Regions from separate parts of the Homo sapiens genome. Here region 2 is linked to region 1. Evidence: read pairs that join two places in POLR2A ChIA-PET (ENCODE). Cell type or tissue: PC-9. All regions are shown on one strand. Links, peaks and the distances in the headings refer to the core of each region. The heading gives the core; the rest is flanking DNA.

Region 1 (15,540 bases), core at 7,789-10,288:
GTCTCGAACTCCTGATCTCAAGTGATCCACTCGCCTCGACCTCCCTTAGTGCTGGGGTTACAGACGTGAGCCCCCACACCTGGCCAGGAATATGATTTTGATCAGGGACAAATTCACAGGTACTGCTAATACTACTGTGGTTTGTTGCCTACACTTGTAATAGAAGGAAATGCCAAATTTCACTTAGAGGCTAGTAAAAATGAAGATGTCATTTTGCCCCATGAATTCTATCCTTGAACCTCAGGTTAAGAGCCCCTGGTCTAGAGCAAGGTAAGGGCTATTTGTCCTGTCCTTCACAACCTCACTGCCAGGTGTTATGTTAAAAATCATTTTTCAAAAGATCATAACCAAGGCTGGGCATGGTGGCTCACGCCTGTAGTCCCAGCACTTTGGGAGGCCAAGGTGGGCGGATCACTTAAGTCCAGGGGTTTGAGACCAGCCTGGGCAACATGGCGAAACCCCATCTCTACGAAAAAATACAAAAATTATAATAAAAAAATTACCCGGGTGTGGTAGCATGTGCCTACAGTCCCAGCTACTCGGGAAGCTGAAATGGGAGAATCACTTGAGCTGGGGAGATTGACGCTGCAGTGAGCCATGATTGCACCACTGCATTCCAGCCTGAGCTACAGAGTGAGACCCTGTCTCAAAAAAAAAAAAAAAAGCTGTATGTGGTGGCATGCATCTGTGGTCCCACCTACTTGGGAGGCTGAGGCAGGAGGATTGTTTGAGCACAGGAAGTTGAGGCTGCAGTGAACTATGATCACGCCTACACAACAGAGTGAGACCTTGTCTCTAAAAAAAAAAAAAGTTAAAAATAAAAAAAAAAAATTATAGCCAGCCTCCAACAGCATTAGCAGTCACACGTAATAACATTTCTTACAAACTGGCACAAAAACAGTCATGCAATATGCTCTTGTAACTTAGTGAAGTGCCAAGTCTCTGCCCTTAGGCATGCCAACAAGTACCTTGCATGAAAGGTACACTGGGCATAGATGTGACAATATTTAAGTAGCAGGATTCAACTAACCCTCCAGTTAGAACAGGTTCAATGTCTTCTGTTGGATGGCAGGCCAAAGGAGTAAACAAAATCTGTGGCCTGGAACATGACTCCTGAGAGTGTTTGGTGTGCTAGATTCATAGATCTGCTTCTGATAATTGCAGACGTGGTAGTACAGTATTTTAAGTCAATCCCCATGTCTTGAATGCCACTTGTTTTATCAATGAATATTTATTTCTAACATTCTTTTTTTTTTTTTTTTTTTGGAGACAGAGTCTCGCTCTGTTGCCGGGCTGGAGTGCAGTGGTATAATCTCGGCTCACTGCAACCTCCGTCTCCCAGGTTCAAGCAATTCTCCTGCCTCAGCCTCCTGAGTAGCTGGGACTACAGGCACGTGCCACCACATCCGGCTAATTTTTTGTATTTTTTTTTTAGTAGAGAGAGGTTTTCACCGTGTTAGCCAGGATGGTCTCTATCTCCCAACCTCGTGATCCACCCGCTTTGACCTCCCAAAGTGCTGGGATTACAGACGTGAGCCTCCGCACCCAGCCTATTTCTAACATTCTTTATGCTATTTGGTGAACCTACTGGCATAGATTTATCTATTTGTGTATTTGAGAGATGGGGTCTTGCTATGTTGCCCAGGCTGGTCTTGAACTCTTGGCCTCAAGAGACCCCCCTGCCTCTCAGCCTCCTGAGTAGCTAGGATTATTGGCATGAGCTGCCATGCCTGGCAACCCTATGGTATAGATTTAGGTAGCTAATGTGCTTCTGGTAGCTGTCTTTGAAGTGTGGATTTCTGATTTGAGCTTTTCAGATGCTAACTAAGCATTCTTCATTAGGATATTTTAGTGTTAACTCACCTCTTCTACAGTATACATTAAAACAACAAAAATATACATACATATCGCACAATCTACACTGAAGTACTTCATTATGGACTGAACTATGTCACTCCAAAATTCAGAGGTTAAAACCCTAACCCCAATGTGACTGCATTTGGAGACAGGGCCTTTAGGGAAGTAATTGAGATGAAATGAGGCTGGCCGGGCGTGGTGGCTCACGCCCGTAATCCCAACACTTTGAGAGGCCAAAGCAGGCAGATCACAAGGTCAGGAGTTCAAGACCAGCCTGGCCAATATAGTGAAACCCTGTCTCTACTAAAAATACAAAAATTAGCTGGGCTTGGTGGCAGGCGCCTGTAATCCCAGCTACTCGGGAGGCTGAGGCAGGAGAATCATTTGAACCCAGGAGGCGGAGGTTGCAGTGAGCTGAGGTGGTGCCATTGCACTCCAGCCTGGGCGACAGGGCAAGACTCCGTCTCAAAAAAAAAAAAAAAAAAAAAAAAGATGAAATGAGGTTATGAGTGGGGCCCTAATCCAAAAGGACTGGTGTCCTTAAGAAGAGGAAGAGGCACTACAGAGCTGTCTCTCTCCAAACTCACAGACAGGAAAGGCCATGTGAGGATACATAAAGAAGGAAGCCGTTTACAAACCAGGAAGAGAGGCCTCACAGACACCAACCCTGCCAGGACATAGATCTTATATGTTCAGCCCCAGAACTATGAGAAAACATATATCTGTTGCTTAACTACCCAGTCTGTGGTATTTTGTTATGGCAGCCCAAGCCTACTAATCCATAAAGTACAGACAACGTAATAATCGACTCACATAACAAAAATAGCCACAGAGTCTTGCCCTCTGTATTAGTTATCTGTTGCTGTGTAACAATATGGCCACAAACTTAACAGCTTAGAACAACCTACATTTCTGTGGTTAAGGGATCTGGGCACAGCTCAGATGAGGCCTCTGCCTAGAGTCTCACAAAGCTGCAGTTAAGATGTTGGCTGGGGCTGTGTTTTCATCTGAGGCTTGACTGGGGAAGGATCTGCTTCCAAGATCATTGGTTGTTGGCAGATTTCAGTTCCTCATGGTTGTAGGGCTTGCTTTCTTTCCTTCTTTCTTTCTTTTTCTTTCTTTCTTTTTCTTTCTCTCTTTCTTTTCCTTTCTCTCTTTCTTTTTCTTTCTCTCTTTCTCTCTCCCTCTCTCTCTCTTTCTCTCTCTCCCTCTCTTCCCCTCCTCTCTCTTTTCCTTCCTTCCTTCCTTCCTTCTTTCCTTCTTTCCTTCTTTCCTTCCTTCCTTCCTTCCTTCCTTCCTTCCTTCCTTCCTTCCTTCCTTCCTTCCTTCCTTCCTTCTTTCCTTCCTTCTCAGGGTCTCACTCTGTCATCCAGGCTGGACTGCAGTGGGCCTCCTAGGCCCAAGTGATCCTCACACCTCAGCTTCCTCCGTAGCTGGAAGTACAGGTGTGCACAACCACACCTGGCTAATTTTTAAACTTTTTGTAGAGGCGGGGTCTCCTTATGTTGCCAAAGCTGCTCTCAAACTCCTGGGCTGAAGTGATCTCCCCTCCTGCCTTGGCCTCCCAAAGTGCTGAGTTTATAGGCATGAGCCACGGTGCCCAGCCAGACTTCAGTTTCTTGCAGCTGTTGTCTGGAGGCTGCCCTGAAGCTCCTTGAGGCCACATGGAATTTACCAACATGGCTGCTTGCTTTCTCAAAACCTGCAAAGGAGTGAGAGACTGCACCAAGATGGTGCTACACTTTTTTATAATGTAGCCACATAATCACCTACATCCCATCACCTTTGCCGTATTCTATTGCTTAGAAGCAAGTCACAGGTTGTGTCCACACTGAAGGAGAGAAGTTTATGTATGGGCATGAATTCCAGGAGGGGAATCATGGAGCACTCTAAACATCTGTCTATCAAATCCTCCACCACCACCCTTTAAATCTGTGTGGGCCATGAGACTTCCTTTGGTAAACAAAGTATTAATAAAGTGACCAAAGTAGAGCCTTGAAAAGTGCTTGTGCATAGGGGCTTGCGCACTTGCCATTCTTGGAACACTACTAATGTGTGAATATGCCAGAGCTAGCCTGCTGGAAGATGAGAGACGCATGGCATAGTCACCCCAGCTGCTAGCCAACCAACCTCCAGATATGTGAGTGAGGCCATCTGGGACTAGCCAGTCCCAACCAACCTGCCAATTACACAGAGCCACATGAATAAGACCAGCTGAGATCTACCCAGCCTGGTGCAGTCCAAGCAGAACCATGAGCTAAATAAATGGTGGTTGTTTTAGGCCAGTGAGTTTTGGGAGTGATCTCTTATGCTGCAATAGGCAACTGATACACTATTTAAACTAACTGGAATTGTGTCTGTTGTGGGCAACTGAACCAATCAAGGTCACATACCCATCTCAGAAACTATCACTGTGGCCATGGGAATGTGATACTTTAATTGACCAACCAGGATACATAGCTCACTCTGAGAGGTAGAATAGAAATAAGCTCTGATCAAAGCATGTGGATTGAAGGGGGGAAGGATGGTTTCCTAGAGGAAAATTAAGGGACCACGACAGTTGTAAAATACGGCCCAAATTCTTTAACACCTCTGCCATCAAGAGGTCAGGTCTATGGCCCCTGCTGCTATGGACTGATTTGCACAACTCCCTCAAATTTATATGTTGAAGCCCTAACTCCCAGTGTGGTTATATTTGGAGATAGGGCCTTTAAGGAGATAATTTAAGGTTAAATGAGGTCATAGGATGGGGCCCTAATCCAATAAGACTGGTGTCCTTATGAGAAGAGGAGGACACCAGAGAGATCTCTCTCTGCATGCACACAGGAAAGGCCGTGTGGCGACACAGGAAAGGCCGTATGGCGACACAGTGAGAAGGCGGCCATCTATAAGCCAGGAAGAGAGGCCTCATCAGAAACCAATCCTGACAGCGCCTTGACCTTGGACTTCTAGCTTCCAGAACTGTGACAAAATTACTATCTGTTGCTTAAGCCACCCAGCCTGTGGTATTGTGTTACGGCAGCAGGAGCAAGCTAGGACACCTGCCCCTGATGGATGGAATTCTGACTGCTTCCACCAACAGCAGAGCTCCAAAGCTGGGTAAGAAAAGGCCATACAGATTCTGCCTTGTTTGGAGGGACACTTACTCTCTTGCAGTCCTAAGTAAGAACTCCTTTGTTATGGGTTGAATTGTGCCCTACTAAAAGATATAGTGAGGTCTTAATCCTCAGAATGTGAACTCACTTAGAAATAGAGTGGGTAGGCCAGGCTCACTGGCTCACATCTGTAACCCCAGCACTTTGGGAGACCCAGGTGGGCCTATCACCTGAGGTCAGGAGTCCGAGACCAGCCCGGACCTCATGGCAGAACACTGTCTTTACTAGAAATACAAAAATTAGCCGGGCATGGTGGCACGTGCCTGTAGTCCCAGCTACTCGAGAGGCTGAGGCAGGAGAAGTGCTTGAACCTGGGAGGCAGAGGTTGCAGTGAACTGAGATCGTGCTACTGCACTCTAGCCTGGGTGACAGAGCAGACTCTGTCTCAAAAAAAAAAAAAAAAGAAAAGAAAAGAAAAAGAAAGAAAGAAAAAGAAACAGTGGGTACAGGTACAGCTGGGACCAGCTAAGACCAGGTTACACTGGCGTAAGGTGGGCCGTTAATCCAATATGACTAGTGTCCTCATAAGAACAGGGCAATTTGCATGCAGACACACACACACACACAGAGAGACAGAGAGAGAGAGAATGTCATGTGCTGCAGAGAGAATGCCATCCAAAGATGAAAGCAGAGAATGGAGTGATGCTGCCACAAGCCAAGGAATGCCTGGGACTACCAGAAGCAGAAAGAGGTAAAGAAAGATCCTCCCTTAGAGGCTTTGGAGGGAGTATGGCCCCGCTGACACCTTGATTTCGGACTTCAAGCTGCCAGAACTGTGAGGGAATCAATTTTTGTTGTTTGAAGCCACCCAGTTTGTGGTACTTTGTTACAGCAGCCCTGGGAAACGAATATGTCCTTCTAGCCCTCCTGATGAAGACCTGATGAGACTGCCCTCCTGACGAAGGCACATGCAGGTGCTCTGGTCAGTGGTCACAGCTGAGGCTAGGCGCTGTGGCTCACGCCTGTAATCCCAGCACTTTGGGAGGCTGAGGCAGGTGGATTGCTTGAGCCCAGGAGTTTGAGACCAGCCTGGGCAACATGAAGAGACCACCCCCTCCCCCATCTCTACAAAAAATACAAAAACTTAGCTGGGTGCAGTGGCGGACACCTGTAATCCCAGCTACTCAGGAAGTTGAAGTGGGAGGATTGCTTGAACCTGGGAGGTGGAGGTTGCAGTGAGCTGTGATCACACCACTGTACTCCAGCCTGAGTGATAGAGTGAGATTCTGTCTCAAAAAAAAAAAAAAAAAAAGTCACAGCTGAGTCGGACCTTTAGCCAGGAAGGAAGACACCATCTTGGAAGCAGATCCTGCAGGCCCAGCTGTTCGACTTCTCTCAGCTGAAGTCCCAGACATCATGGGAAAGAACCAAACTCTCCCCTCCAAGCCTTTGCCAAATTCCTGACCGTCAGAATTCATCAGTTGGTATTTTGGTTATTATATGCCACTAAGTTTTAGAGTATTTGTTGTGCAGTGATGAAGAAAGGGAAGAGGTACTGTTACCAAAGGGAGGGGGAATGGAAGCTGCATAGGCAAAAACAATAGCAGTGAGTGTATTTTCCCTTTGTTTCCACAGAAGGTGCTCTGCAAGATGTGGCCTGTAGCCACGTGCTACTGCCACAGTGATCTTAGTTCCTTTCTCCTTCCTGGCTGGAATGACAGGGCCAACTACGTGGGTGCATAAGCCACACAGGGCACCACACTCAAAAGGTCCCTGTGTTTGGTTGAAAGCTCTGCTACTGTACTGAAATTCTTTTTTTTTTTTTTTTGAGACAGAGTTTCGCTCTGTTGCCCAGGCTGGAATGCAGTGGCACGATCTCGGCTCACTGCAAGCTCTGCCTCCCGGGTTCATGCCATTCTCCTGCCTCAGCCTCCCGAGTAGCTGGGACTACAGGCACCCGCCACCATGCCTGGCTAATTTTTTTTGTACTTTTAGTAAACACGGGATTTCACCGTGTTAGCCAGGATGGTCTCGATCTCCTGACCTCGTGATCTGCCCGCCTCAGCCTCCCAAAGTGCTGGGATTACAGGTGTGAGCCACCGCACCCAGCCTGAAATTCTTAATGATTTTTTTTTTTTTGAGACAGTCTCACTCTCTCGCCCAGGCTGGAGTGCAATGGCGCGATCTTGGCTCACTGCAACCTCTGCCTCCTGGGTTCAAGTGATTCTCCTGCCTCAGCCCCCGGAGTAGCTGGGATTACAGGCATGTACCACCATGCCCGGCTATTTTTTGTATTTTTAGTAGAGAGGGGGGGTTTCACCATGTTGGCCAGGCTGGTCTTGAACTCCTGACCTCGGGTAACCCACCCACCTCGGCCTCCCAAAGTGCTGGGATTACAGGCATGAGCCACCTCGCCCGGCTTTAATAATCTTTTAAACAAGGGGCTCTGCATTTTCATTCTGCACCAGGCCCCACAATTTATGTAGCAAGTCCTGGCTGGAGCCTGAGCAGCATGTTTAACCACTGAACCATAGGATGACCTTAGGAATGGAGGACACGCACCACAGATTCCTAGAAGGATGTAGAAAATGTCTGAATCTGGAAGCATTGCATAAAGAAGAGCTACCATATCAGTCTTGGATTGCCTTCCTCAGACTTTTATGTGACTAGATTTCTATCTCGTTTAAGCCATTGTTATTTAGGGTTTTCAATCATGCACAGTTGAAACTAATCCCTACTGATATAATGTGGGAGTATGAACTCCGAGTCCCCCAGTATCCATTCTAGAAACATAGCTGTCGACCGGGCGTGGGGGCTTGTGTCTATAATCCCAGCAGTTTGGGAGGCCAAAGTGGGAGGATCGCTTGAGCCCAGGAGTTCGAGACCAGCCTGGGCAACAAAATGAGACCCCATCTCTACAAAAAAATTTTAAAAAGTAGCACGATGTGGTGGCACATGCCTGTGTCCCAGCTACACAGGAGGCTGAGGTGGGAGAATCACCTGAGCCCAAGAAGTTGAGGCTGCAGCGAGCTGAGATCATGTCCCTGCACTCCAGTCTGGGCGACAAAGCTCAGAAAAGAAAAGAAGGAAGAAAGAAAGCTGTTGAAGCAAAGACTATACTTCCCCACGTCCCTTGCATCCTTGGGAGAGATGGAGTCTCTCTCTCCTTAGCTGGCTTTGAGGTAGCAAGCAGCCATGTGGGGAAATCCCACGTGGCCTCAAGGAGCTAAGGACAGCCTCCAGCCAATAGCCTAGTGAGACTCTAAATGCCAGGGTGTGGCCATGAGACTAAATTCTGGCCAATGGGATGCAAGCAAAAACTTCAGGTGCAATTTCCAGAAAGTGTCCTTAAATGAAGATCCTGTGCATCCTTTTTTATCCCTTCCTCCTTCATGCTGGCTGGAATGCAAGTGCAATAACTGGAGTTCTGCAACCATCTTGGGTCATGAGCTACAGCCCCTGCTGAGAATGTCAGAGCCACGTGACTGAAGGAGTTTGAGTCTCTGACAACTTTTTGAAGCCACCCTACCAGCTTTGGGCTGCCTACTCTGGACTTCTCTTTAGAAAGAAAGAAATAAACTCTCTTTCTAAAGCCCTGTTATTCGGAGTTTCCAGTCCCTTGTATCCCAAACTAATCCTAACTGATACAAATACAAATCTAGGGCTTTGGTCTCCTGAGGCTACAACTTAATTACAAATTAGTTCTCAAGTATCTTTAGGTTTTCTTATTTAGACAATCACTTTTTTTTTTTTTTTAGACAAAGTCTCACTCTGCTGCCCAGGCCGGAGTGCAGTGGCGCAATCATGGCTCACTACAGCCCCGGACTCCTGGGCTTCAGTGATCCTCTGCCTCAGTCTCCCAAGTAGCTGGGAATACAGGCACATGCCACCATGCCCAACTAATTTTTTCATTTTTTTTCTTTTGTAGAGACAGGGTCTCACTATGTTGCCAAGGCTGTAGACAATATCTTAAAATCTTGTGTAATACTTAGATTTTTAAAAGTAAGCTTAAGTAACATGGTAATGGGAACTTATTCAAGGGAAATAGATTATTCTTTTTTTGTTGTTTTGTTTTGTTTGAGATGGATTCTCGCTCTGTCACCCAGGCTAGAGTGCAGTGGCGCGATCTTAGCTCACCGCAACCTCCGCCTCCCAGGTTCAAGCAATTCTCCTGCCTCAGCTTCCCGAGTAGCTGGGACTACAGATGCCCACCACCACGCCCGGCTAATTTTTGTATTTTTAGTACAGATGGGGTTTCACTATGTTGGCCATGCTGGTCTCAAACTCCTGATCTCCAGTGATCCACTCACCTCGGTCTCCCAAAGTGCTGGGATTACAGGTGTGACCCACCGCCCGGCCAGATGATTCTTTAGTGACTTCTTCTGTCTGCCTGGAGGCTGTGAGACATGTGCCCTCTAGGCTTGCCACTAACTTCTGTGAACACACTCAGCTGTGACAACTCTGACAGAACTCACCCACCCCCATATTAGTTATCTAATGCTGCATAACAAGTTGCCCAAAAATGTAGTGGCATAAACCAACAGTAACAATGTATTCTATCTCTTTATTTCTGTAGGTCAGGAATTCAGATAAGGTACAGCAGGGATGGATTGTCTCTGCTCACAATGTTTGGGGCTTCAGCTGGAGGAGTTGAAGCTGAGATGCTGGATGATACATTTCTGTGGTGGCTCACTCACTTGGCTGGGTGTGAGGGAGGAAAAATGCAGTGATTAGAAGAGACTGAAGAGGGCCAGGCATGGTGGCTGATGCCTGTAATCACAGCACTTTGGGAGACTGAGGAGGGTGGATCGCCTGAGGTCAGGAGTTCAAGACCAGCCTGGCCAACATGGTGAAACCCCCCTCTCTACTAAAAATACAAGAACTAACTAGGTGTGATGGCATGCACCTGTAGTCCCAGCTACTAGGGAGGCTGAGGCAGGAGGATAACCTGAACCCAGGAGATGGAGGTTGCAGTGAGCCAAGATGACACCACTGCACTCCAGACTGGGTGACAGAATGAGACTCTGTCTCAAAAAAAAAAAAAAAAAAAAAAAAAGAGGCCGGGCGCCGTGGTTCACGCCTGTAATCCCAGCACTTTCAGGAGATTGAGACCATCCTGGCTAACATGGTGAAACCCCGTCTACTAAAAATACAAAAAATTAGCCAGGCACGGTGGCGGGCACCTGTAGTCCCAGCTACTCGGGAGGCTGAGGCAGGAGAAAGGCGTGAACCCGGGAGGTGGAGCTCGCAGTGAGCCGAGATCACGCCACTGCACTCCAGCCTGGGCGACAGAGCGAGACTCTGTCACAAAAAAAAAGAAAAGAAAAGAAAAAGAGAGACTGAAGAGACATATATATCAACCAATTACAATGTATAAACTTTTTTTTTTTTTTGAGATGGAGTCTCACTCTGTCGCCCAGGCTGGAGTGCAGTGGCGCTATCTCGGCTCACTGCGAGCTCCACCTCCCGGGTTCGCGCCATTCTCCTGCCTCAGCCTCCTGAATAGCTGGGACTACAGGCAACTGCCACCATGCCCGGCTAATTTTTTGTATTTTTAGTAGAGACGGGGTTTCACCGTGTTAGCCAGGATGGTCTCGATATCCTGACCTCGTGATCCACCCGCCTCGGCCGCCCAAATTGCTAGGATTACAGGCGTGAGCCACCGCGCCCAGCCTAAACATTTTTTTTAAGAGCTGGGGTCTCACTCTGTCAACAGCCCAGGCTGGAGTGCAGTGGTGCAATCATAGCTCACTGCAGCCTTGAACTCCTGGGCCCCAGTGATCCTACTGCCCCAGTCTCCCGAGTAGCATGAGTAGCAGGGACCACAGGCGCACGCCACTATGCCCAGCTAATTTTTTTTTTTTTTCTGGTAAGTTGGTTCTTCTCCCTTGTGGGCCTTTCCACAGGACTGCTTGAGTGCCCTAACAACATGGCAGCTGGCTTCCCCCAGAGCAAGCAATCCAAGAACAAAGTGAAAGCTTCAATGCTTTTTATAACTTACCACAAAAGTCACACACCAGCACATCTGCAGGAGTCTGTTGGTCACAATAGATTCAGTATAGCTTCTTGATTCAGAGTCAAAAGGGATTGCACAAGGACAGGAGACAAGACTCACTGGGGTCATCTTGGAGACTGACTACCACACCCCCATCATCGCTATAAGTATACAATGATGCATAATAATAACAAAGGTAGTAGGTCAGACAGATTATGGACTCTCCTACCCATGGCTTTTGAGAAAGATGCCAACCAAGAACCAACATCTAAAACAATTCAGTGATTCAGCTAAGGAGAACATGCACTTTGGAGACAAATGGTCTCAGGTTCAAATTCTGCCACTTAGTAATGTTGTGACTGGGAACTCCCTGATCATTGTGTCTTATGTGAAGATTAAACAGCATATGACAGGTAGGTAATAATAATGATGGTAGTAACGATGATCATGTTTAGAGCAGGTACCATTAAATGAGTGCTTATTCTATTAAGTGATCTCACCAATCACTATACTGAGTGATCTCACCCAATTTTTACAACAACCAAGTAGATGGGCACTACTAACAAATGTACGCTTAATCAAAAATAAATAAAATAATAAAAAGATTCAGGATATGTCTTTCCTTCCCATATTCATTCACTATGGATCTGGTCTTATCATCACCACCATAAGAATATCCATCATCAGCTGGGTACAGTGGCTGACTCCTGCAATCCCAGCACTTTGGGAGGCTGAGGCAGGAGGATCACTTGAGCCCGGGAGTTTGAGGCCAGCCTGGGCAACAAAGTGAGACCTTGTCTCTCCAAATAATAAAAATAAAAAATTAGCCAGGTATGGTGGTGCACACTTATGGTCCCAGCTACACGGGAGGCTGAGGAGGGAGGATCAATTGAGCCCAGGAGGTCAAGGTTGCAGTGAGCTATGATTGCCCCACTGCACTCCAGCCTGGGTGACAGAATGAGACCCTGTCTCCAAAAAATTTAAAATTTAAAAAAAAAATTTAAAAACCTGTGTAAAGTGTTCTACAAACATTATCTCTTTTAGTCTTGTCAAAATCTTAGAAAAGAAGGTAGGGTTAGCTCCATTTTACTAATGAAGAAAGTGAGATTCAAAAGGTTAAGCAATATCATAAGTAGTTAGTGATAAAACCAGAATTCAAATACAGGGCTCCCTGGGTCTTTGCTCTTTGCCACACTGCCTTCCTGTCTGTGTTAGTACGGGTTCTCAGAAGAACCAATTTGAGATATATACATACATACAGAGAGAGAGATGGAGATTATAAGGAATTGACTCACGCAACTGTAGAATCTAAGAAGTCCTATGATCTGCCAACTGCAAGCTGGAGACCTAAGAAAGCCAGTAGTGCAGTTCCAGTCTGAGTCTGAAGGCCTGACAACCAGAAGAGCTCATGGTGTAGTGGGAGGGTAGGAGAAGGCTGATGTCTTTGCTCAGGCGGTCAGGCCGGTGAAGCTCCCTCTTAGACACCCTTTGTGTTCTATTCAGGTCTTGAGTTGACTCAATGAGGTCCACCCACATTGGGGGGGGCCATATGCTTGACTCAGTTTACCCATTCAAATGTATCATCCAGAAACATACACTCACAGACCTCCCCCCTAGCTATGGTTTCACCAAATATCTGGGCACCCCATGGCCCAGTCAAGTTGACATACAATTCACCATCACACTGTCCTCCTTGTACTCAACTTGATTTATTCTCAGATGTTCTTAGCTTGGAGTACCAGTGTGTCTCTTGCTCGTCCTAAATTTGATGTTTTAATGATTCCTGGCCTCACCCATACATAACTTACATGTTTTTATAATTTTATTGATGTTGACAGCATCTCCCCTTAAACCTGATGGGAGAAAATAAGTAGAAGAAAAAACAAAGGAATGTTATGGTGTCCTTGTTCTCAATACTTTTTCTTAATAGATTTTGGGAGAAAATTATTGAAAAAATACCTTAATGGGAAAATAATAGTCTAGTGCAGGCTGGGCACTGTGGGAGGCCGAGGTGGGACGATCACTTGATCTCAGGAGTTTGAGACCAGCCTGGGCAACATAATGAGACTCTGTCCAACAAAAAAAAATTTTTTTTTTTTGAGACAAAGTTTCACTCTTGTCACCCAGGCTGGAGTGCAATGGCGTGATCTTGGCTCACTGCAACCTCCACCTTCAGGGTTAAAGCGATTCACTTGTCTCAGCCTCCTGAGTAGCTGGGACTACAGGCACCCGCCACCCACGCCTGGCTAATTTTTGTATTTTTTACTAGAGACAGGGTTTCACCACGTTGGCCAGGCTGGTCCTAAACTCCTAACCTCAGGTGATCCACCCGCCTCAGCCTCCCAAGGTGCTGGGATTACAGGTGTGAGCCATCGCGTCCAGCCTCAAAAATTTTTAAAAATTAGCCCAGCATGGTGGCATATACCTGTGGTCCCAGCTACTCAGGAGGCTGAGACAGGAGGATCACTTAAGCCTGCAACTTTGAGGTTACAGTGAGCTGTGATGACAGCACTGCTCTCCAGCCTGGGTGACAGAGGGAGACCCTGTCTCAAAAAAAAAAAAAAAATTCTAAGGCGATGGTTCTTAAACTGTAAAGTGCATCAGAATCACCATGGGCTTGTTAAAACATAAATGTCTAGGCCACATTTCTAGAGGTTCTGATTCAGTAGGTCTGGGTTAGGGCCTGAGCATTCACCTGATACTCAAGGACCCAGGTTTCTTCTCTGTGGGTATTTGACCATTCTGTGCCACCTCAGAATTCAAGATGGCTGCCTGAGGCTGGATGCGGTGGCTCACGCCTGTAATCCCAGCACTTTGGGAGGCCAAGGTGGGCAGATCACCTGAGGTCAGGAGTTCAAGACCAGCCTGGCCAACGTGGTGAAACCCCGTCTCTACTGGGAAAAAAAAAAAAAAAAGAAAAAGAAAAAGTTAGCCAGACATGGTAGCACACCTGTAGTCCCAGCTACTCGGGAGGCTGAGGCACGAAAATGGCTTGAACCCGGGAGGTGGAGGTTGTGGTGAGCTGAGACCACACCATTGCACTCCAGCCTGGGTGACAGAGCAAGAATCTGTCTCAAAAAAATAAATAAATCCTCTCCCTCTCCCCCTCCCCCTCTCCCTCTCCCTCGTCTCCCTCTCCCTCTCCCCAGTCTCCCTCTGATGCCACCAAAGTTGTGAAAGCCAAGGCTGGACTGTACTGCTGCCATCTCCACTCACTGCAACCTCCCTGCCTGATTCTCCTGCCTCAGCCTGCAGAGTGCCTGGGATTGCAGGCGCACGCCGCCACACCTGACTGGTTTTTGCAGTTTTTGGTGGAGACGGGGTTTTGCCGTGTTGGCCGGGCTGGTCTCCAACTCCTGACTGCGAGTGATCTGCCTGCCTCGGCCTCCCGAGGTGCCAGGATTGCAGACGGAGTCTCGTTCACTCAGTGCTCAATGGTGCCCAGGCTGGAGTGCAGTGGCGTGATCTCGGCTGGCTACAACCTCCACCTCCCAGCCGCCTGCCTTGGCCTCCCAAAGTGCTGAGATTGCAGCCTCTGCCCGGCCGCCACCCCGTCTGGGAAGTGAGGAGCGTCTCTGCCTGGCCGCCCATCGTCTGGGATGTGAGGAGCCCCTCTGACCGGCCGCCCAGTCTGGGAAGTGAGGAGCACCTCTTCCCGGCTGCCATCCCGTCTAGGAAGTGAGGAGTGTCTCTGCCCGGCCGCCCATCGTCTGGGATGTGGGGAGCGCCTCTGCCCGGCGGCGACCCCGTCTGGGAACTGAGGAGTGTCTCTGCCCGACCGCCGCCCCATCTGGGAGGTGAGGAGCGCCTCTGCCTGGCCACCCCGTCTTGGAAGTAAGGAGCCCCTCTGCCCAGCCGCCACCCCGTCTGGGAGGTGTACCCAACAGCTCATTGAGAACAGGCCATGATGACGATGGCAGTTTTGTCGAATAGAAAAGGGGGAAATGTGGGGAAAAGAAAGAGAGATCAGATTGTTACTGTGTCTGTGTAGAAAGAAGTAGACATGGGAGACTCCATTTTGTTCTGTACTAAGAAAAATTCTTCTGCCTTGGGATGCTGTTAATCTATAACCTTACCCCCAACCCCGTGCTCTCTGAAACATGTGCTGTGTCCACTCAGGGTTAAATGGATTAAGGGCGGTGCAAGATGTGCTTTGTTAAACAGATGCTTGAAGGCAGCATGCTCGTTAAGAGTCATCACCACTCCCTAATCTCAAGTACCCAGGGACACAAACACTGCGGAAGGCCACAGGGTCCTCTGTCTAGGAAAACCAGAGACCCTTGTTCACATGTTTATCTGCTGACCTTCCCTCCACTATTGTCCTATGATCCTGCCAAATCCCCCTCTCCGAGAAACACCCAAGAATGATCAATAAATACTAAAAAAAATAAAAAATAATAATAAATAAATAAACAAACAAAATAAAACAAAAAAAGGATACTTCCCACTCCTCTGAAGTCGGATGCAAGACTTCCACTTACATTCTATTGGCCAGAATTTCATCACATGGCCACACCTAGCTTGCAAAGGAGGGTGGGAAATATAGGGGTTTTTTTTTTTTCTCTCTCTCTCTAGGAGGCCATGTGCCTGGCT
Region 2 (15,540 bases), core at 6,301-8,800, 95 kb after region 1:
ACATCACACCTTGGCTAAGAGGAAAGACTGTCCATTTGGGAGTCTATGCCCACTAGCTCTGCGACCTCAGGAGAGCCGCTTAACCTCTCTGAGTCTCAGCTTCATCATGTGCAAAATAGGGTCATTTAGTTGTGACTAGTGCCTCATTTTGACCGTACTTCCATGAGGATTGAATAAGGGAATGCATTGAATATGCAACAAGTACATAGTAGGTACTTAATAAATGGCAGCTATTTCCATGGTGATTCTAGGCCTGTGTATCCAGAGAGTATTTGACTAATAGACATCTGCACGCCTGTAATCCCAGCTACTCCAGAGGCTGAGGCGGGAGGATTGCTTGAGGCTGGGAGTTTGACACCAGCCTGGGCAACATAGTTTTTTACAAAAAGCCATCTGAGGGTATGACTTGCATAGGGAGCCACTTATTATTGGAGGGCAGATAAAGAAAAGGAGGTATTCCTTTCTTTCCCCTGATGATTCAGGCAAGGTGGTCCCTGCTCCCTTTTATTTCCTGAGTTACATCTATGCTGTGCCCTAGAATTGGAATCAGTAAGCACAGATGCCATTGGAGTTTTTCCCCAATATTCTTTTTTTTGGAGACAGGGTCTCACTCTGTTGCCCAGGCTAGAGTGCGGTGGCGTGATCTGGGCTCACTGCAACCTCTGCTTTCCGGGTTCAAGCGATTCTCCAGCCTCAGCGTCCCAAGTCGCTGGGATCACAGGTGTGTGCCACCAAGCCGAGCTAATTTTTGTATTTTTTGTAGAGACGGGGTTTTGCCATGTTGGCCAGGCTGGTCTCAAACTCCTGAGCTCAAATGATCTGCCCGCCTCGGCCTCCCAAAGTGCTGGGATTACAGCTGTGAGCCGCTGCACCTGGCTTCTAACCCAATATACTTTTTTGTTTTTTTGTTTGTTTTTTAGAAGGAGTCTCACTCTGTTGCCCAGGCTGGAGTTCGGTGGTGTGATCTCAGCTCACTACAACTTCCTCCTTCCGGGTTCAAGAGATTCTCCTGCCTCAGGCACCCAAGTAGCTGGGACTACAGGTGCATGCCACCACTCCCGGCTAATATTTGTATTTTTAGTAGAGATGGGGTTTCACCATATTGGCCAGGCTGGTCTTGAACTCCTGATCTCGTGATCTGTCCGCCTCGGCCTCCCAAAGTGCTGGGATTACAGGCGTGAGCCACAGCGCTCGGCCTCTTCCCCAGTATTCTTGCTGCCTTTTTTTTTTAAATTTATTTATTTATTTATTTATTTATTTATTTATTTATTTATTTATTTTGAGACAAGGTTTTGCTCTGGAGCGCAGTGGCATGATCATAGCTCACTGCAGCATCAAATTCCTGGGCTTAAGTGATCCTCCCACCTCAGCCTCCTCAGTAGCTGGGACTGCAGGTGAGAGCCACCACTCCTGGCCAGATTTTAATTTTTTTTTTTTAAGACAGGGTCTCACTATGTTGCCCAGGCTGGTGTCGAACTCCTGGGCTCAAGTGATTATCCTGCCTCAGCCTCCCAAAGTTCTAGGATCACAGGTGTGAGCCACTGCCTAGTCAACAGACTTGCTTCTAAGACTTTTGGATGGAAACTCTTCTAGAGTATATTTCAATGAGATATATCAGTTTGCTATTGCTATGTAACAAAACACTCTAAACCATAGTAGCTTAAAGCAACAATTTCTTCTTCTATCACAATTGGGTAAGTTGGCTGGGCTGTTCCTCTGCTGGTTACATCTGGGTTTACTCATGCAGCTGCAGTCAGCTAGCCAACAGCTGTGGGGAGATCCAAGATGGCCTCATGAACAGTGTGGCAGTTGGTGCCAGCTGTCAGCTGCAGTGAACTGTCACTCTTCTCCCTGTGGCCTCACATCCTCAAGTATGTGAGACTGGCTTCCTTACGTGGCAGCCTCAGAACTGCCTGAGAGGGTGAAGCAGGAAGCTACAAAGTCTCTTAAGGCTTCTCCTCAGAAGTCACACAGTGTCACTTCTGGTGCATTCTATTGGTCAGAGCAAGTCATGATGCCAACTCAGATCCTCGAGGAAGAGATGGAGATTCCACCCTAGATTAGTCTGCTGGGGCTGCCATAACAAAGTAACATACACTGGGTGACTCAAACAACTGAAATATATTGTCTTACTGTTCTGGAGGCTGCAAGTCCAAGAACAAGTTGTCAGCAGGGTTGGTTCCTTCTGAGATCTCTCTCCTTGGCTTGAAGATGGCCACCTTCTTTGTTGTGTCTTCACATGTTCTTCCCAATGTGTGTGTGTGTGTGTGTCCTAACCTCCTCTTTTTTTTTTTTTTCTTTTTCTTTGAGACAGGCTGGAGTGCAGTGGTGCCATCTCAGCTCGCTGCAACCTCCACCTCTCAGGCTCAAGCAATCCTCCCATCTCAGCCTCCTGGGTAGCTGGGACCACAGGCGCACGCCACCATACCCGGCTAATTTTTGTATTTTCAGTAGAGACAGGGTTTCGCCATGTTGACCAGGCTGGTCTCAAACTCTTGGGCTCAAGCCATCTGCCCACCTTGGCCTCCCAAAGTGCGAGCCACTGTGCCCAGCCAGATGATTCTTTTTTGTTGTTGTTTTCGTGGTTTTTTTTCTTTTCTTTTCTTTTTTTTTTTTTTTGACGGAATTTTGCCTTGTTGCCCGAGCTGGAGTGCAATGGCACGATCTCGGCTCACTGCAACCTCTGCCTCCCAGGTTCAAACGATTCTCCTGCCTTAGGCACCCAAGTAGCTGGGATTACAGGCATGCACCACCATACCCAGCTAATTTTTTGTATTTTTAGTAGAAGTGGGGTTTCACTCTGTTAGCCAGGCTGGTCTCGATCTCCCGACCTCAGGTGATCCGCCCACCTTGGCCTCCCAAACTGCTGGGATTACAGGTGTGAGCCACCACCCAGCCCCAGATGATTCTTTTTTTTTTTTTTTTTTGAGACGGAGTCTCGCTCTGTCGCCAGGCTGGAGTGCAGTGGCACGATCTTGGCTCACTGCAACCTCCGCCTCCCAGGTTCAAGCGATTCTCCTGCCTCAGCCTCCCGAGTAGCTGGGACTACAGGCACGCACCACCACGCCCAGCTAATTTTTGTATTTTTTTTTTTAGTAGAGACGGGGTTTCACCATGTTGGCCAGGATGGTCTCAATCTCTCGACCTCGTGATCCGCCCGCCTCGGCCTCCCAAAGTGCTGGGATTACAGGCGTGAGCCACCGCGCCTGGCCGACTCCCAGATGATTCTTTAGTGACTTCTTCTGTCTGCCTGGAGGCTGTGAGACATGTGCCCTCTAGGCTTGCCATTAACTTCTGTGAACACACTCAGCTGTGACAGCTCTGAGGGAACTCACCCACCCCCATATTAGTTATCTAATGCTGCATAACAAGTTGCCCAAAAATGTAGTGGCATAAACCAACAATAACAATGTATTCTATCTCTTGATTTCTGTGGGTCAGGAATTCAGATAAAGTACAGCAGGGATGGATTGTCTCTGCTCACAATGTTTGGGGCTTCAGGTGGAGGAGTTGAAGCTGGGATGCTGGATGATACATTTCCATGGTGGCTCACTCACTTGGTTGGGCGTGAGGGAGGAAAAATGTAGTGATTAGAAGAGACTGAAGAGGTCCAGATGTGGTGGCTCATGCCTGTAATCACAGCACTTTGGGAGGTCGAGGCAGATGGATCACTTGAGGTCAAGAGTTCAAGACCAGCCTGGCCAACATGGTGAAACCCCGTCTCTAGTAAAAATACAAAAATTAGCCAGGCGTGGTGGTGTGCACCTGTAGTCCCAGCTACTAGGGAGGCTGAGGCGGGAGAATCACTTGAATCCAGGAGACAAAGGTTGACTTGAGCTGAGATCTCGCCACTGCACTCCAGCCTGGGTGACAGAGTGAGACTCCACAGTCAATTTCTCCCATAATCAACCACCTTCTCCAGGCAGCTGCTGGAGCTGCTGCCCCAATGCATCACTTCCTGGCACATAGCAGGCTGCAGGGACCACCTCATCTGCCTTTGCCACCTCTCTTCCCACTTGTTCAGCTGCCCTTGAGCAGACTGGATGGCCTTCCAGAACAGGACAAAGCAGGCTGGCCACGTGTGCTTTTATGCCCTCCTCCCCAACCCGCCCCCCCGACGCCACACACACCCCTCCATCCTCTGTCTGACCCAACACTCCCCACAAGATGCCTAGAATGTCTTTCCCAGGGCGGCCTCCCTTAAGGGTATGTCTTACTTATTTTCATAGCTCTGTACATATATGTAAGGGGTGTTTCAGAAGGGTTTGTGGGCCAGTCACAGTGGCCCTGTAATCCTAGCACTTTGGGAGGCTGAAGCAGGTGGATCACTTGAACCCAGGAATTTGAGAAAATACAAAAAATACCAAAAAATTAGCCAGGTGGTGGTGGTGTGTGCCTGTAGTCCCAGCGACTCGGGAGACTGAGGTGGGAGGATTGGTTGAGCCCGGGAGGTCAAGTCTGCAGTGGGCCATGATCTCGCCACTGAATTCCAGCCTGGGTGACAGAGTGAGACCCCCCTCTCAAAAAGAAGTGTTTGTGGAATAGAATTGATTTTAAAACCTTTTTAAAAAATTGTAAGGGCTAGGTGCCGTGGCTCACGTGTGTAATCCCAGCACTTTGGGAAGCCGATGTGGGCGGATCACTCGAGCCCAGGAGTTTCAGACAACATGACAAAATCCCGTCTCTACAAAAAATAAGAAAATTAGCCAGGCATGGTGATGCATGCCTGTAGTCTCAGCTACTTGGGAGGCTGAGGCGGGAGGATTGCTTGAGCCCAGGAGGTGAAGGTTGTAGTGAGCCAAGATCGTGCCACTGCACTCCAGCCTGGGTGACAGAGTGAGATGCTGTCTCAAAGAAAAAAAAAAATGTATATAGAGATGGGGTCTTGCTATGTTTCCCAGGCTGGTTGTGAACTCTTGACCTCAAGCGATCCTCCTGCTTCAGCCTCCCAAAGCACTGGGATTATAGGCATGAGCCACCCTGCCTGACCAATAGTTCAAAATCTTTATGGTCCGCTTAAGTCCGTAGTTCACCATATTCCCCTGAGTTCTCTCAATTCCCAAAGTTGCAAAGAGGCCAGTGGGGATTCTGAAGGTTTCTCCTATCAGCTTCTCTGGTGCTCATTCTCCCGCTCCCAAGGGCCCTGGCCTTTTCCCAGGATTCATTACATGGTGGCCCTTTCTCACCATGTGGCATCCTTAAAAGCATGGGGTTTGAACATTCAGCCTGAGTTTTGCTTGCTATGGATTGGTGGAATGGTAGTGCTGGGAGAGAGGAAACATTTCTGCTTCCTCTGAACCCTCTTATGCGTGCGCGCGTGCACACACACACACACACACACACACAACCAGGAAACCTTCTCTTCCCCTAGCCCACGTCTCCTCCCAGTCTGTGCTCTTGCACTTCCAGAGCCAGATAAATGGAGGAAAAACACAGCTGCAGATGTAGCCACCCCAAGAGAAATCAGAAAGTGTGGAAGAAAAAAAGAAGGCCGGGCGCGGTGGCTCACACCTGTAATCCCAGCACTTTGGGAGGCCGAGGCGGGCGGATCACAAGGTCAGGAGTTCCATATCAGCCTGGACAATATGGTGAAACCCCGTCTCTACTAAAAATACAAAAAACTTAGCCGGGCATGGTGATGCATGCCTGTAATCCCAGCTACTCGGGAGGCTGAGGCAGGAGAATCGCTTGAACCCGGGAGGCGGAGGTTGCAGTGAGCCGAGGCCGCACCATTGCACTCCAGTCTGGGTGACAAGAGTGAAACTGTCTCAAAAAAAAAAAGTGTGCTTAAGTGACTGCTGTACCCCTACTGACTATACACCACCCTCCCCTCCATATTGCTCTGTTGGAGGGTCCCTAAGACCCCTTCTCAATCCTTGTTCTCACTCCCTGCCACTGCACACAGAGCTTGATGGCAAGCCGAATATGGTATCTCCTTGAAAGTGAGAGAAACAGTTGCATTTAGAAGGGGAATTCACCTAGCAGGTTAAGGAAATGGCCCAAATGGAGATCTCTAATCCCCATGCCTGTTTTTAAGTTGCCATTTGACCCACAGTGGACATCTCTACAGGAAGGCCAGTAAGTGCCCGAGACTCCCAGGCCTCCGAGCTGCCCCAGGGCCCAGGAACGAGGTCAGATGTGATAACGGCTCTGATGTGGCCAAAAGCTTCCATCATGCTAAGCAGTTCCAAACAGTCCCGCTCGTCAGGCAGGCCCGGGGCAGTGGTGGGTAGCGACAGTGTGATGCTCGGCCTTGCCCCCAAAGCTTAAGCCTTTGATGGCAAAAGCACACTCGGCTCTGTACTGAGCTGACTGCCTGAAAATATTATAGAAAACATCTCTCCCTTGGCGGGGAGAGATCTAAGCCCCAGTGACCGGGGAGTTTAAATTTTCGGGATGGGTGACCGAAGGCTGCTAAGAATATCCAGTCACAGGCCTGACCACAAGCCAGTTAACGCCCCGAGTGGCGGCTTCCATGGTCCTTGGGGCATGGGAAGAAGGAGCCGACTGGGCAGCCAGTACTTGTGGAGTCCCTCAGCAGGAATTGTGCAGACACAAAGTAAGGAGTAAAATAACATTAAAGAAAACCAACCACCTGATCGTGCCCTCAAGGAATAATCTGAGAAGGGAAGACATTGACCTACCATGGGGTACTTACTGTGCGTTAACAGATCAAAACAAGGACAACCATGCAGAAGGGAACAGTCTCCGAGACACCAAGTGCCAACAAGGGACCCCAGGCTGGCTTCCCACAGCCAGATGGGGTAGTTCTTGTGGCCTGGCAGCTGGCAGCCTGACAGAAAGTCAGGTAGGCCCAGGGTACACATTCTACCCTCTAGCCCTCAGTTTCCTCATCTGCAGAGTGAGGGGTTTGGGAGTCCTGTTTCGTCAACATTTTGGGTGTCTGAGGCCCTCTGGGACTCTGATGCATGTACCCCTGGCAAAGTGGACATGTGCACGAGGGCCACCATTTTCACAGCATTTCCAGGGGTGTCCGGCCCCAAGTAGACCAGCCCCAGATCTCAAGTGAGGGCTCTGAGGTTTTTGTATAGAGGAGAGACTGTTCTTGGAGGGCTGGAAGTGGCTGGGAAGAGTTCATGGAGAAAGCAGGATCGAAGTTTGGGCAGAAATGAGATGGCTACACCTTCATTCAATGAATGCCATGAGCTTCAACGGTCAGCAAGCCCAAGGGATGGATGCGATGACAAAGAGACCAGAGAGGATCTGGAATCGTGTGCAGCACCGTTTCCAGCTGGAGAGAGAGAGCCCATTCTGCTCCAGCCATGTGGGCTGTCCTTCTCTTCCTCAGGTGGTCCAAGGTTGGTCCTCCTTCAGGGCCTGTGCACTTGTTGCTCGGCTACCTGAAACTCTCTTTCCCCCATACTCATGCAGCTGGTTCCTTCTCAGCTCAATTTTTCAAAGAGGCCTCCCAAGCCATCCTGGCTAACACTGCCTTCCCTCCCACTACTCTCAGCCACACTGCTCTGTTTCATCTTCTGTGTGGCACATGTCATCATCTAAAGTTACCTTATTTGCTCTGTTTATGGTCCATCTCCCATAGGATAAGGACCTTGTCAGTCCTGTTCTCCACGGTGCCCTGGCACCCAGGACAGTGCTTGGCACAGAGTAAACAACTGCCAAATTTGCAATGAACCAAATGAAGTAATTATAGCCTTAACGCTAGATGGCTGTGCACTGGGGAGGCCTGTGGCGTAGAGGAAGGGCAGGGTGGTTTGAGAGGGTGAGGCTGAGCCACTAAACTGGTCTGGATGACTGTTTGGGGAAGGTATCTTGGAGGAAGTGCTGTTTGAACAGAGTTGTGAATGACTAAGTGAAGCGGGTGGAGGGATCGCAAATCTAAGCCAGCTCCCGGTGGCAACGGCTGGATGTGGGAAGGGGCTGGAAACAGAAGCCCAGAGCCAAGGTCTGAGGGGCAGGGCCCAGTAGGGTGGCTGAGGGCTTCCATCTTTATCTCAATAGTGAAAGCCACTGGAGCACCCTCGCTCTGGCTGCAGGATCAACCCCCGCCCCCCTTTTACCTGTCTGATCATTCTTCCTCTTTTGCAATCTGGCCACCCTAGAATCCTGGTTGTTCCTTAAACACAGCAGGCAGTCTCCTACCACAGGGCCTTTGCACTGGCTTTGCCTCTGCCTGCAAAACTCTCACCTCAGAAATCTTGGCTTGCTCCCCCGGCTCCGTTGAGTCTTTGCTCACATCTCACTTTCCCAAGAGACCTCCCCTGAGCACCTTAATCCTGCAAATCCTTCTCCCCACACCCTGCCTTCCAGGTGCTTCTTTCCTGCTCCCACTTTTCTTTCCATGGCATACATCACTGTCCACCATCCATGGTAATTTTGTGACCTCTTACCTTTATTGCTTATCGCCCATCTCTCTCCTTCTGGAATACAAGTACCCCGAGGACAGGTATTTGTTTTGTTTCCTGGGGTGTGTCGGGAGCCTGGAGCAGCACCTGGCACCCAGCAGCAGTGGTTATTTGCGGGTGTGGTTGTGGCTGGTGGCTGCTGTGGGGGCCATGGACTGCAGAGGGGTAGGAGCCAGAGGAGGGGGCCCAGTGAGGAGGCCATTGCCATGGCGTAGGTGAGAAGCTGTGCTAGGCAGTGCAGGGCGCTGGATGTGGGGGAAATGGATGGACTCCTAAAACTGCGCAGAGAAAAGAAAACGGATTTGGTGAAGGGTCGGTTTGGGGAGTGAAGGGATTGGAGAGGTCAAGGGTGATTCTCAGGTTTCTGGAATGTATAACCAGGTGGTTGGTGGGGACCAGGGAGAAGAAGCAGTTTTAAGGGGAGGAAGAGAGAAGGGGCATTCCTGCAGGGAACATGCATGGGCCACAATGGGGAAAGGCTGTGTCTGCTCCGGGCATAGCGGAAAACCCAATTTAGGCTGGAGTGGAAGTTCCTGCAGAGAAGGTGAGGAAGACAGGGTGGGGGCCTAGGCAACCCGTTAATGCTGCCAACTCCACGCTTTCACTCTGGAAGCCTGGGCCATGCCTAGGGCTGCCATGATGAAGTGCTGCCAAGCCTCCAATACGGCACATCTGCCTGGCGCATCACTCTCACCCCGCTCCTCCCCCCGCCCCAACTGTGGAGCAGTAAGTTTGCTTCTATTCACGTGATTTTATTAACAAAATTTGCTTCCTTGCTGTCTCTAGAAGCAGCACACTGCCCTCCCCCAACCCCCCAACTTGGCTCAGAGCAACCCCACACTCCTGCTATCAGGTCATCTGCCCAGAGTGTGATTGCAGTTTTAAAACTGATTCCTCCCTGGTTTATTATTTTTTTTTAGTTTCTATTTTTTATTTTCTGGAAGTACAGCACACAGACAGAAAAGTGTACAAATCCTGAGAGTACAGCTTGATGAATTTTAACACACCCATGTAACCAGCTTCCAGATCAACCTGCAGTGTTCCCAGCCCCCAAGGAGTCCCACTGTGCTCCCCATCTCCAAGGATAACTCCATCTTGACTCCTCTTCTTTTTTTTAATGAGACAGAGTCTCACTCTGTCACCCAGGCTGGAGTGCAGTGCTGTGATCACAGCTCACTGCGGCCTCAGCCTCCTGAGTAGCTGAGACTACAGCACGCCCACCACACCCAGCTTATTTTTGTAGTTTGTGTAGAGATGGGGTTTCACCATGTTGCCCAGGCAGGGCTTGAACTCCTGGGCTCAAGCGATCCACCCACCTCTGCCTCCTAAAGTGCTGGGATTACAGGAGCAAGCCACTGCACCTGGCCCATCCTGACTTATAACAACTCAGATTAAAACCTTTGCCCACTTTAAAACTTGACATAGGCAAAGCGCCACTGCACTTTAGCCTAGGTGACAGAGTGAGACCCTGTCCACCCCCCACCGGCACCACCACCAAAAAAAAAAAAAAAAACAACACCCAAACTAGATGTAAATGGAATCCTATTGTGCATATTCTTTTGAGGCTGGCTTCTTTTCATTTGCAAGGTGTTGTGTGTGCTTGCATCTTAAAAAACAGAGTCTCAGGCCAAGGGTGATGGCTCATGCCTGTAATCCCAGCACTTCGGGAGGCCAAGGTGGGCAGATCACCTGAGCTGAGGAGTTTGAGACCAGCCTGGCCAACATGGCAAAACCCTGTCTCTACTAAAAATACAAAAATTAGCTGGGCGTGGTGGCGCATGCCTGTAATCCCAGCTACTCGGGAGGCTGAGGCAGGAGAATGGCTTCAACCCAGGAGGCAGAGATTGCAGTGAGCCAAGATCGCACTACTGCACTCTAGCCTGGGCAACAGAGCGAGCCTCCGTCTCAACAACAACAAAAACAGAGTCTCCCAAGCAGCCTCCCACCTGAGGCAAGGGATCAGGGCCCAGTCTCAGGAGGCCCCTGTAGCCTGTGGAATACTCAGTAGAGGAACTAGGGGGTCAGTGGAGACTTTGTGTGGGGCAGAGGACAGCATTGGTGTTTTAAGCAAATGACATGCTAAGCATTGTGTTAGATGCTGCCTGGATACAAAAGTGGAAGATGCGGTTAAGAGGGGGTGAAGGGAAGATAAGACTGGATCTAGAGTCGGCCAGGTTGTAAGAATGTCTTGGGCTGGGCACAGTGGCTCACACCTATAATTCCAGCACTTTGGGAGGCCGAGACGGGTGGATCACCTGAGGTCAGGAGTTCGAGACCAGCCTGGATAACATGGCAAAACCCCATCTCTACTAAAAATACAAAAAAAAATTAGCCAGGTGCGGCGGTGGGCGCCTGTAATCCCAGCTACTCAGGAGGCTGAGGCAGGAGAGTCACTTGAACCTGGGAGGCGGAGGTTGCAGTGAGCTGAGATCGCGCCACTGCACAACAGCCTGGGGGATAAGAGCAAAACTCTGTCTCAGAAAAAAATAAATAAAATAAATAAAAGAATGTCTTGAACTGCAAGAAGAGGAAAGAAAGTGAAAGCTCACACCTGAGGGGAGGACAGAAAGGTCAGAAGGGTTGTGACTCCCCGCCTCCCAAAAAGATCCCCTCAGTGCTACCCTTAAAGTCACTTTCCTGAAAGGGGGGGTCCTTGCCTTGGGGGAGGAGACAATTTCAGTTCTATTATCTCAGTCATCCAGAAAGACTTCTCTGTGCCTGTGGTGTGTTAGAGAGAAGACAGATAGGGAGGGAGGAAAAGGGGTGGGGGGGGTGGAGAGAGAGAGAGAGAGAGAGAAAGAGTGCGAGCATAGTATACTTCCTGGGAAACTATCTCTCGAATAGTAGTTCTAGGAAGCCTCATGCCAGAGGGCAGTAGTACTGGCCTCTGCCTTCTTGATGGTGCCCTTGGACGTCAGAAAGAGGAGGAAGCCTCAGGGATTGGCAGAGACATTTGAGAGTTTCAGAAGCTGAAGTCCAGAGAGGGTGAGCGACTTGCCCAAGGTCACACACCAAGAAAGCAAGCATTAGAAAGGGGATCGAGTGTCCCCTCCATGGTTTTTCCATGATCGTGTACCACCCTTTCACTTTACAAAGAGCCTAGTGTTGCCACCAAAATAGCTGAATTACCTCATTTTTGAAAGGCGTTATGAATTCACTTCTATTATGTGGAATGGGGCAGAGATGTTGTGAGCAGGCATGACATTATAATTCATATTCCACTTCTTCTATTTATCTTTGCTGGGTTTTGTGTATCTTTGGAAGCAGCCTTAAATCATTATTGGAACAAAGTAGGGAGAAAAATAATAATATGTAATTACAAATGAGGAATAGACCGTATGATCCTATTAATTGCCTTCCCTGCAATCTTTATTTTTGGTATTTTCAGAATAATTAACGGCTTAGGTCTCGATTGGTGGAGGTGGTGGGTTAGCACTGAACTCTAAACAGTAACATCACCTACTCCAGGAATGGCCCAGTGCGATCTGACACCTGGGACGCTTTCAGGGCAACACCAAGGGCAATGCTCCAGTCTGTATTTACTCTCTTCTGAGGAGAAACTCTGGCAGCAGCTGGAAAATAAAACCCAAAGCAAGGAAGAAGCCGAAAAGAAGAAATACTCAAATACGAGGCGCATTAATCATCGGTGTCAGATCTAGAGCAGAGGACAATGGCTGGTTTGAAGAAAGACTGAACCTAAATTATCTTGGAAACTGATCTTCTCTCCTCCGGGTTCCCTGTGCCTGCAAGCAGGGGTCCCGGTGCAGCCACTGGCATGGAACCGATGGGGGCATCCACTGGCTGACCAGCATGCTTTGTCACAGGACAGGTTAGAGATGACCACCTTCTGTCTGTGGATCATCCATAGCTTCTGCTTAGGAAGCTACAGAAGAGAAAAGGCCTCTCACAGGGACCTGCAGGACAAATTCATTGCCCATCGTGTCCTCAGGGGACATCATTTGCATGCCAGGATGCAGTAAGGCCACTGCCTTCAGATCCAAATAAAGCACCCAATTAGCATGAACTTGTGCAATTGGCAGAGTAATGAAGCTGACCACAGGTGCCTGGAAAGTCCGAAATTTAGTTGCTAGTGTTGCACCGTGATGGCAGGGGCTGTGACGGCATGAATAAGTCTGGGCTTTGGGAATGGGCAGTGAGCTTCCAGGCAAGCAGGCAAATTAATTATCCTCTAAGCCTCAGTTTCCCCATCTGAAATGGGAATAATAATAGTACCTTTATTATAGGACAGTTTTTTTTTTTTGAGACAGAGTCTTGCACCGTTGCCCAGGCTGGAGTGCAGTGGCGCTATCTCAGCTCACTGCAAGCTCTGCCTCCTGGTTTCACACCATTCTGCTGCCTCAGCCTCCCGAGTAGCTGGGACTACAGGCGCCCACCACCACACATGGCTAATTTTTTGTATTTTTAGTAGAGACGGGGTTTCACGGTGTTAGCCAGGATGGTCTCGATCTCCTGACCTCGTGATCCACCCGCCTCGGCCTCCCAAAGCACTGGGATTACAGGCGTGAGCCACCGCGCCCAGCCATATAGGACAGTTTTCTATATGACATGAGATTATTAATGTGTATAAAATGTTTAGAACTGTGCCTGGCAGATAGAAAGCCCTTAATAAATTCTAGCTATTGTTCTTCTAGGAGCTGAAGAACATTAGTGACTCTCTTTTCCTCAAATCCCAAGAGCTCTTCTGCTTCAGAAGAGCTGTGTGATGAGTTCTTCCCATGTTATCCCTTCGTGAACTACCTTTTCCCATGGTAAGGACAAGAGTAGTCTTTATGGAAGCTCAAAACGGGGAAAAGTGTTGCCCAGGAATATGAAAGGGCAAGGTAGCTTATAATCTCGCCAGACATTGAGCCATAATTTAGTATTGGTGGAGGTACAGGTATTTTTCAAACAGAATCTATTTGTTCTGGGGAGGAAGTCCTTCCCTTGAACATCTTGGCCCCACACTTTTTTTTTTTTTTTTGAGACACAGTCACACTCTGTCACCCAGGCTGGAGTGCAGTGGTGCGATCTCGGCTCACTAGAGTTTCCGCCTCCTGGGTTCAAGCGATTCTTGTGCTTCAGCCTCCTGAATAGCTGGGATCACAGGCGTGCACCACCACACCCAGCTAATTTTTTTATTTTTAGTAGAGGCGAGGTTTACGCCATGTTGGCTAGGCTGGTCTTGAACTCCTGACCTCAAGCGATCCGCCTACTTCCACCTCCCAAAGTGCTGGGATTACAGGCGTGAGCCACCGAGCCCAGGCCGGCCCCACACTTTTTCAAGGCTTACCTGGAAGGAAGGCAACTCTTCATTCAGATGATCAATTCTTAGGTTCCCATGGTGAACACAACAGATGAGCTGAGGCCTGCTGATCCCAGAAAGAAAGAAACTCCTTTTATGATACTTACTGCAGTTGGCGAGTTGCCAGGATGGGCCCAGAAGGATGCAATTGCAGAAGCTATGTAGGATCTGGTCCCAGAAATAGTTAAAGGTTTGGGGAAACAGTGCATATGCATGACAGACAAACAATATACCCTATGGGAAAGAGCCTAGGTTTGGAGTCAGGTAGAATCCCCGTAGCCACACTCTCCTAGATTAGCCATGTGTTTTGGCGCAGTGGCTCACGCCTGTAATCCCAGCACTTTGGGAGGCCGAGGTGGGCAGATCACAAGGTCAAGAGATTGAGACCATCCTGGCTAACACAATGAAACCCCGTCTCTACTAAAAATACAAAAAATTAGTCGGGCGTGGTGGCAGGTGACTGTAGTCCCAGCTACATGAGAGGCTGAGGCAGGAGAATGGCATGAACCCGGGAGGTGGAGCGTGCAGTGAGCCGAGATCTCACCACTGCACTCCAGCCTGGGCGACACAGTGAGACTCCAACTCAAAAAAAAAAAAAAAAAAAAAGTGAATGGTAATACCTAAGCCATAGGGTTATTTTGGGGTGTGAGTGAGATAACTTGGAAAAGTACCTGATAAAGTAACTGAAATGAACAAAGGTCCTTAATAAACAGTAGCTATTTTTATCACATAGGAATTATTCATTGTTAAAAGACTTGCTTTGCTATCAAAAACAGCGCAGGGACACAGTTACTGTTAGAGGTCAAATGGCATGGAATTCAGAGAACTCCAATTGCCCAGGGTCAGCTGTGAGAAGAACCTACACTTCTGGTTTCTTAGGGTCTCAAGGAGAAAGACAGTCTCAATCTTCTGCCACTAAGTTAAGGACCAAATGATTGGCAATAGGCAAAGTACTCTAAGAAGGCTCTGGTTTGGGTTTTGTCTTCCTTTTGGCTTTCTCATCTCCTGGGGATGATATTCTGCAGGACTTAGTTAAGGACAGGACTCCCAAGGCCTCCCCACCAGCATGCACACCAGGTCACTTGGCTCCTCCAGCCGACAGAGACCTGTACACAGGTGTCCCATACTCCCACGGGCCTCCCCAAAAGACAGTGTCTCCCCCAGCCTTATGCTTCACTTTCCTAATTTCTTCTGCCCCAATCCTCACCAGAACTACAGAGCCACTCCCCACCAGTCCAGGTACCCCCTTTCCTATAGCACCCTCTCCACAACTGTCTTGTTCTCTTGAACCTGGTTTCTTCTCTAGCCAGGATATAGAATACCGATTCAGTTAGCAAAAATGTATTAAGTGGCTGGCTACAGTGGCTCACGCACTTTGGGAGGCTGAGGTGGGCAGATCACCTGAGGTCAGGAGTTCGAGACCAGCCTGGCCAACATGGTGAAACCCTGTCTCTACTAAAAACACAAAAAGTAGCCAGGCTTGGTGGCACACACCTGTAATCCCAGCTACTCAGGAGACCAAGGCAGCAGAATCACTTGAACCCGGGTGGCAGAGATTGCAGTGAGCTGAGATCGTGCTGCTGCATTCCAGCCTGGGTAACAGAGTGAGACTCTATCTCAAAAAAAAAAGAAAGAAAGAAAGAAAAAAAAAGTATTAGGCATGCAATACTTCATTTATTGTTTATCAGATTTTTTTTTCATCAATATGTGGTGAGCACCATGCTAGGCACTGGGCACATACAGCCAGAAACAAAATTCTGAGAACATTATGGATATATGTACATCGCTGCACACTGATGCAAGCTTAGCACCTGGTGATGATACACTGTACCATTATGGACGATACGGTCTTGC

Evidence for each region. Peaks named below come from ENCODE experiments on the same cell type or tissue, not always from the same donor. Only the 100,000 strongest peaks of a DNase experiment are listed, where the experiment ranks them.
Region 2: POLR2A ChIA-PET joins it to region 1 with 5 read pairs; 3 of 35 experiments call an interaction of 5 or more read pairs at or near these places.

Annotation. Positions count from the first base shown.
Region 1 is chrX:40,210,325-40,225,864 of GRCh38, reverse strand. No RefSeq gene overlaps it. Among named protein-coding and RNA genes, the nearest start is that of LINC03099, 45 kb to the left of the region's middle. RefSeq lists an enhancer at 14,266-14,817. In PC-9, for the core only: no CTCF peak of the experiment used is centred there; no DNase peak of the experiment used is centred there.
Region 2 is chrX:40,113,602-40,129,141 of GRCh38, reverse strand. It overlaps a transcript of BCOR not described here. Among named protein-coding and RNA genes, the nearest start is that of BCOR, 23 kb to the right of the region's middle. In PC-9, for the core only: no CTCF peak of the experiment used is centred there; a DNase peak (open chromatin) is centred at 7,721; H3K27ac peaks cover 1,699 bases.